Regions from separate parts of the Homo sapiens genome. Here region 2 is linked to region 1. Evidence: read pairs that join two places in POLR2A ChIA-PET (ENCODE). Cell type or tissue: endothelial cell of umbilical vein. All regions are shown on one strand. Links, peaks and the distances in the headings refer to the core of each region. The heading gives the core; the rest is flanking DNA.

Region 1 (2,756 bases), core at 1-2,500:
TCGCGCCACTGCACTCCAGCCTGGGCGACAGAGCGAGACTTGTCTCAAAAAGAAAAAAAAGAAAAATACACCTTTTATACACATGCATGTAATTTGGCTGACATCTTTGGGGATCTGCAGAGACCTCAGCAATCTCGCTCTGTGGGTTTCTGCAAAGAACGGTCCCCCCACTTAGCAAAGGAAATCTCAAAAGCTTCCCAGAGCGGAGGCTGGAGGAGGGTCACTTCCACCACAGGCCCCGCCTCCCATCCCCGGGGCTCTGCTAGCCCCAGGGGCGCCCCCTTTAGCTCAAGAGTGTCAAAGCAGGCGCAGAGCTTTCCCCACTCAGCCCAGACGGGCTGCTCTTCCCAAAGAAAGTTACTGGAGAACTGTAAGGATATCATTACAGAAAACACTCCCGAAATTAAAACAAACGGGTTGTTGAACCTCACGTTTCTGCCCAGCCAGGCTCCAGACCTGTCCTTTCCACCTCCCAGCTCCTGCGCCCACTGCCCTCCCCACCCCTGTCCAGGCTCCTGTCTGCAAAGGATGGCATCACCTTATTTTTGTGCCTGCCCACTGCAATTAGTACATACCTCAATTAGTACATTTATGTACCAGACATGCCTGGAAGCCCCAGGCATCTTGCCACCCTCAACAGACCATGACTACCCCGCGGCAGGGCCCAGGTTTCTCTCCCTCTTGGGGTCCTCATGGCCTGCATCCCTTTGTGGCCAAGGCTAGAAAGTTCCAAACCATCCCATGGTTCACCTGATACCTCACAAGGGGACTATAACGAAGCAGTGAAGCAGTGAATGACCCAACCCCAGCCCTTCATACCATCTGTAGACCTCGGATGCCATGGGGCCATCACCATTAGCCACCAAAAGCAGTGAGCAAAGGGAGTGCTGGGGAGTCTTTTAGAGGTGTCTATTTTCTACAAGTTTCAACCAAGGACCCAGCGTCTGGAAGTACATTGTCATCTGCCATGACTTTAGCTCAGAGTTCAATCCACACTCCCTCTCTGAGCCAGAGTCCCTGACCCCAGGGGAGGTGGTGGGTCTTGCATCATAGCAGAAAGCAGACTGGGACGTTAGCTCCCCTGACATCAGCTCCCTATCCTCTCTAAGGCTTCTGTGTGGGCACAGGGGTGCCAGGACACAGAGGCTAGATGGGGCCACATCTTTCCACCCCTGCCAGGCTCCCAGGCCAGGTCTGGCTGCCCCGAGGCTTTCCAGGACTCTGCAGAGGAGCAGAGAGAGGTGGGCAGGTCCCTCCAGCCCCGGTACCCACTTCGTTGTCCCCAGAAGGTGCGACCAAGGACTCACTCGTTCATCTGGCCCAGGAGCACCACGTTGGGTCCCGTCCCGGTCAGGGTGGCGGTGCCCCCGATGCTGGCCGCGTAGCAGATGCACAGGGTCATGGCCTTACACAACCTCTTCCGCTCTTGGTCTTCCTGCTGCCCCAGAGTGGGGCCTTCAAAAATCACTTGACTCCCTGTGGTGGGCACAGCGCTGTTAGCTGAGCCAGTCATGGGGGCTGCCCACCCAGCCCCAGGTCCTGACTCTGCTGCTGACCTGAGGATTGGGAAATCCCAGCTCTGCTGATTTAGCTGCCCCACTGGGCTCCATAAGAGTTGCTGGCAGGGATGTGCCCGATTCCTCTCTGTAAGCCCCAGGACCTTGCCCAGGGTCTGGCAATCAGGCCGTCAGCCACAGACCCTGACTCTACTGCACTGGGCTGGGGATGGTAAGGGAACACGGCAGACGGCAAGGTAGATGCTGACTCGTCTTCCCTGAGCTTCGCACCTAGCAGGGAAGCAAGCATGGGACGCCAAGCCCCAGACCTATGGGAGCAGAGAGTGGAAGGATTTGAGCTGCTCGAGGAGGTCAGAAAAGGCCTCCTTGAGGATGAGCAGGAGTAGCAAGGAGTGAGGGGCATCCCTAAGTGCTCGAAAGATGCCCAAATGAATAATCAGGTGAACACACTGATTTCTGCAACTGATGGGAACTGAGGGTGAGACTTTGTTCAAAGCTCTATTAAAGGATCTAAGTTGTGTGCAATAATCCCCTCCTAAAACTTAGGACAACAGTATTTTCTATTTTTTTTTCTCTATGCGTGTTTAAAGGAGGGCTCCGGGAAGCAGACAGGGAGAAGGAGGTGGCCAAAGCATTTGCCAGCAGAGGGAGGGGAAGGCTGCTGTTGTGGCCTGGCAGTGCCCTGGCCAGGGGCTCACCTGGCAGCTCCTTGGCCTTGCCCTTGTCCACCAGCTCCAGGCCGGCCTCGGTGGCTGCGCTTGTGGCTTCCATCTGCTGCAATATGGCCTCCACGATGGGCACCATCATGGCCGTGGTTGCCGTGTTACTGATCCACATGGACAGGAGGGCTGTGACGCCCATGAAGCCCAGCATCAGCCTGCAGAGGAGGGGCAGGGAGGAAAGCCAGAGAATCCCCACCCCACCCCCGTACTCCCTGGGAAGCAACTGGGGACTGGGTCCACCCCTGCAGGGATGCACAGGTGTTGAGGCCAATTCAAGATCAGATATTGGAATAGGGATGACGGTTTTAGAGCCTCCCCTCCCTCCCTCCTTCCCTTCTTTGCTTCCTCCATTCCTCTCTCCCTCCTGCCTCTCCCACACCCATGACTGATGTCTACTCTGCTTGCTTCTGGGGTTACCAAGAGGCCTCAGATCCAGTCGTGGTTCTAAGGAGCACCCCTGCCCCACCATCTAGCAGGGGAAGCCCAGGCATCCAGATGGTGCCAACTCAATATGAGC
Region 2 (3,012 bases), core at 292-2,791, 320 kb after region 1:
AGAAAGGCCTATTCCAATGGTTCCTAAACTTTATTACAAATTAGAATCACCTAGGAAGCTTTTAAACTCCCACTGCCCAGGTCACACTCCATAGATTAAAATATCTGGACATGGGACGAGTCATCAGTATTTTTCTAAAGCTCTCCCAGTGCTTCCAATGAGCAGCAAAGTTTGAGAATTTCTGGCCTATCCCCTTTCAGAGCTGAATGGTCAGCCCAAAGCTTGTCAGGGCCTCTCTGGCAGGCTGTCATTCAGAGTGGTGCAAGTGAGGAGGAGATTTTAGCCAAGCATGGTGGCTCATGCCTGTAATGCCAGCACTTTGGGAGGCCAGTGCAGGAGGATCACTTGAATCCAAGAGCTCAAGGCCAGCCTGGGCAACATAGTCAGATGTGGTCTCTACAAAAAATAAAAATGAAAATTAGCCGGGCACGGTGGTGCACACCTGTAGTCCCAGCTACTCAGGAAGCTAAAGTGGAAGGATCGTCTGAACCCGGGAGGTGGAGATTGCAGTGAGCCGAGATCACACCACTGCACTCCAGCATAGGCAACACAGCAAGACTCTGTCTCAAAAAAAAAAAAAAAAAAAAAAACAGGAGGAGAAACAAAACTCCTCCCACTAGCAGGGGCCTCCACCTACCACCACTGCTTTTATTTTATTTATTTATTTTTTTGAGACGGAGTCTCACTCTGTGGCCAGGCTGAAGTGCAGTGCCGCAATCTCGGTTCACTACAACCTCCACATCCCAGGTTCAAGCGATTCTCCTGCCTCAGCTTCCCGAGTAGCTGGGACTACAGGCACGTGCCACCACACCCAGCTACTTTTTGTATTTTTAGTAGAGACGAGGTTTCACCATGTTGGCCAGGATGGTCTCCATCTCTTGACCTTGTGATCCGACCGCCTCGGCCTCCCAAAGTGCTGGGATTACAGTCGTGAGCCACCGTACCTGGCCCCCACCACTGCTATTGAAGAGGAGATTAGCTGAGTACTCGAGTCAGACAGATGTGCAGTCAGATCTGGCTCATCTTACTATCTTCTTACTTGGCCTTGAGCAAGTCAAACCAGCCCCAGAAGTCTTAACAATAAATTGGGAAACAGAAAGCCTGCTACTGTGTGGTTTGAGGATTCAGTAGTACCTAGATAGCCCTCATTAATAACTATGGTTGCCGTCACCCATTCCCCTTCCCAGGAAGTGAATTTTTCAGCTGCCAGAACTGTGAGGCTGTGGCAGGGTGCTCATCGGGGCTGGACTCCTTGGTTCCTGGGGACGAAGACAAACCCTATAAGTGTCAGCTGTGCCGGTCTTCGTTCCGCTACAAGGGCAACCTTGCCAGTCATCGTACAGTGCACACAGGTAGGGGAAGAGAGGGCCCTGGCCTTCAAGCCCACAGCTGTCCTAGGGCAAAGTCCCTGATCTCCCATGTTCTCTGCCTCCAGGGGAAAAGCCTTACCACTGCTCAATCTGCGGAGCCCGTTTTAACCGGCCAGCAAACCTGAAAACGCACAGCCGCATCCATTCGGGAGAGAAGCCGTATAAGTGTGAGACGTGCGGCTCGCGCTTTGTACAGGTACGGAGCCAGCCTCCAAGTGGCTTCCAAGGCAAACCTGCAAGAGGTGGGGTGGGCCAATAGGGAGGGTTCTGTTCCTCCCAGAGGCAGGACTTGAAGTCTCCTCCCTCCCAGGTGGCACATCTGCGGGCGCACGTGCTGATCCACACCGGGGAGAAGCCCTACCCTTGCCCTACCTGCGGAACCCGCTTCCGCCACCTGCAGACCCTCAAGAGCCACGTTCGCATCCACACCGGAGAGAAGCCTTACCACGTGGGTACCCAACCTGGCCTGCCCACTGCCTTAGAATTACCTCTCCTTTGCCTAGGGGTGGGCTCTGAGAGGTGCGGGCCTGGCTGTCCCTAGATCTCTTAGAAATGAGCGGTGGCCGGAAGAGTCCAAGCAAATAAGGGGTGGAGGCTGGGAGTCAGGATGGGCAGGTATAGAAGTGATGCTCCTGGGCTGAGCACTGTTTTCTCAGAGAGGAGCTGAGAAGTGGGAAAACCTTTGCTAAATAAGGCGGGGCCTATCCCCTCAGCCACCCCTGAGGATTTGGGAGGATGTGAGAGTCAAAGAGCTGATCTTCCGCTGGATAGTTCCCACCTGGGAGAGCTGGACGGCCGCCCGGCTCAACACCTAAAAGGTGATTGTGGATGGGGCAGGGCCTGACTTGGCTGTCCTCCCACAGTGCGACCCCTGTGGCCTGCATTTCCGGCACAAGAGTCAACTGCGGCTGCATCTGCGCCAGAAACACGGAGCTGCTACCAACACCAAAGTGCACTACCACATTCTCGGGGGGCCCTAGCTGAGCGCAGGCCCAGGCCCCACTTGCTTCCTGCGGGTGGGAAAGCTGCAGGCCCAGGCCTTGCTTCCCTATCAGGCTTGGGCATAGGGGTGTGCCAGGCCACTTTGGTATCAGAAATTGCCACCCTCTTAATTTCTCACTGGGGAGAGCAGGGGTGGCAGATCCTGGCTAGATCTGCCTCTGTTTTGCTGGTCAAAACCTCTTCCCCACAAGCCAGATTGTTTCTGAGGAGAGAGCTAGCTAGGGGCTGGGAAAGGGGAGAGATTGGAGTCCTGGTCTCCCTAAGGGAATAGCCCTCCACCTGTGGCCCCCATTGCATTCAGTTTATCTGTAAATATAATTTATTGAGGCCTTTGGGTGGCACCGGGGCCTTCATTCGATTGCATTTCCCACTCCCCTCTTCCACAAGTGTGATTAAAAGTGACCAGAAACACAGAAGGTGAGATCACAGCTCTGCTGGCAGAGATTACTAGCCCTTGGCTCTCTCGTTTGGCTTGGGTATTTTATATTATTTCTGTCATAACTTTTATCTTTAGAATTGTTCTTTCTCCTGTTTGTTTGCTTGTTAGTTTGTTTAAAATGGAAAAAGGGGTTCTCTGTGTTCTGCCCCTGTAATTCTAGGTCTGGAACCTTTATTTGTTCTAGGGCAGCTCTGGGAACAT

The links. ChIA-PET counts read pairs that join two places held together with the same protein. Peaks named below come from ENCODE experiments on the same cell type or tissue, not always from the same donor. Only the 100,000 strongest peaks of a DNase experiment are listed, where the experiment ranks them.
Region 2: POLR2A ChIA-PET joins it to region 1 with 5 read pairs; 2 of 35 experiments call an interaction of 5 or more read pairs at or near these places.

What each region holds. Positions count from the first base shown.
Region 1 is chr17:6,701,663-6,704,418 of GRCh38, forward strand. SLC13A5 (solute carrier family 13 member 5) reads right to left here. Exons shown (of 12, transcript NM_177550.5): 4 at 2,216-2,394; 5 at 1,308-1,476. Among named protein-coding and RNA genes, the nearest start is that of SLC13A5, 10 kb to the right of the region's middle. RefSeq lists enhancers at 1-199, 1,348-2,058. In endothelial cell of umbilical vein, for the core only: a CTCF peak has its summit at 315; no DNase peak of the experiment used is centred there.
Region 2 is chr17:7,025,270-7,028,281 of GRCh38, forward strand. It overlaps BCL6B (BCL6B transcription repressor), which reads left to right. Exons shown (of 9, transcript NM_181844.4): 6 at 1,188-1,352; 7 at 1,436-1,566; 8 at 1,681-1,818; 9 at 2,234-3,012. The coding sequence ends at 2,350. Among named protein-coding and RNA genes, the nearest start is that of BCL6B, 3.7 kb to the left of the region's middle. In endothelial cell of umbilical vein, for the core only: no CTCF peak of the experiment used is centred there; no DNase peak of the experiment used is centred there; H3K4me3 peaks cover 1,449 bases; H3K27ac peaks cover 1,569 bases.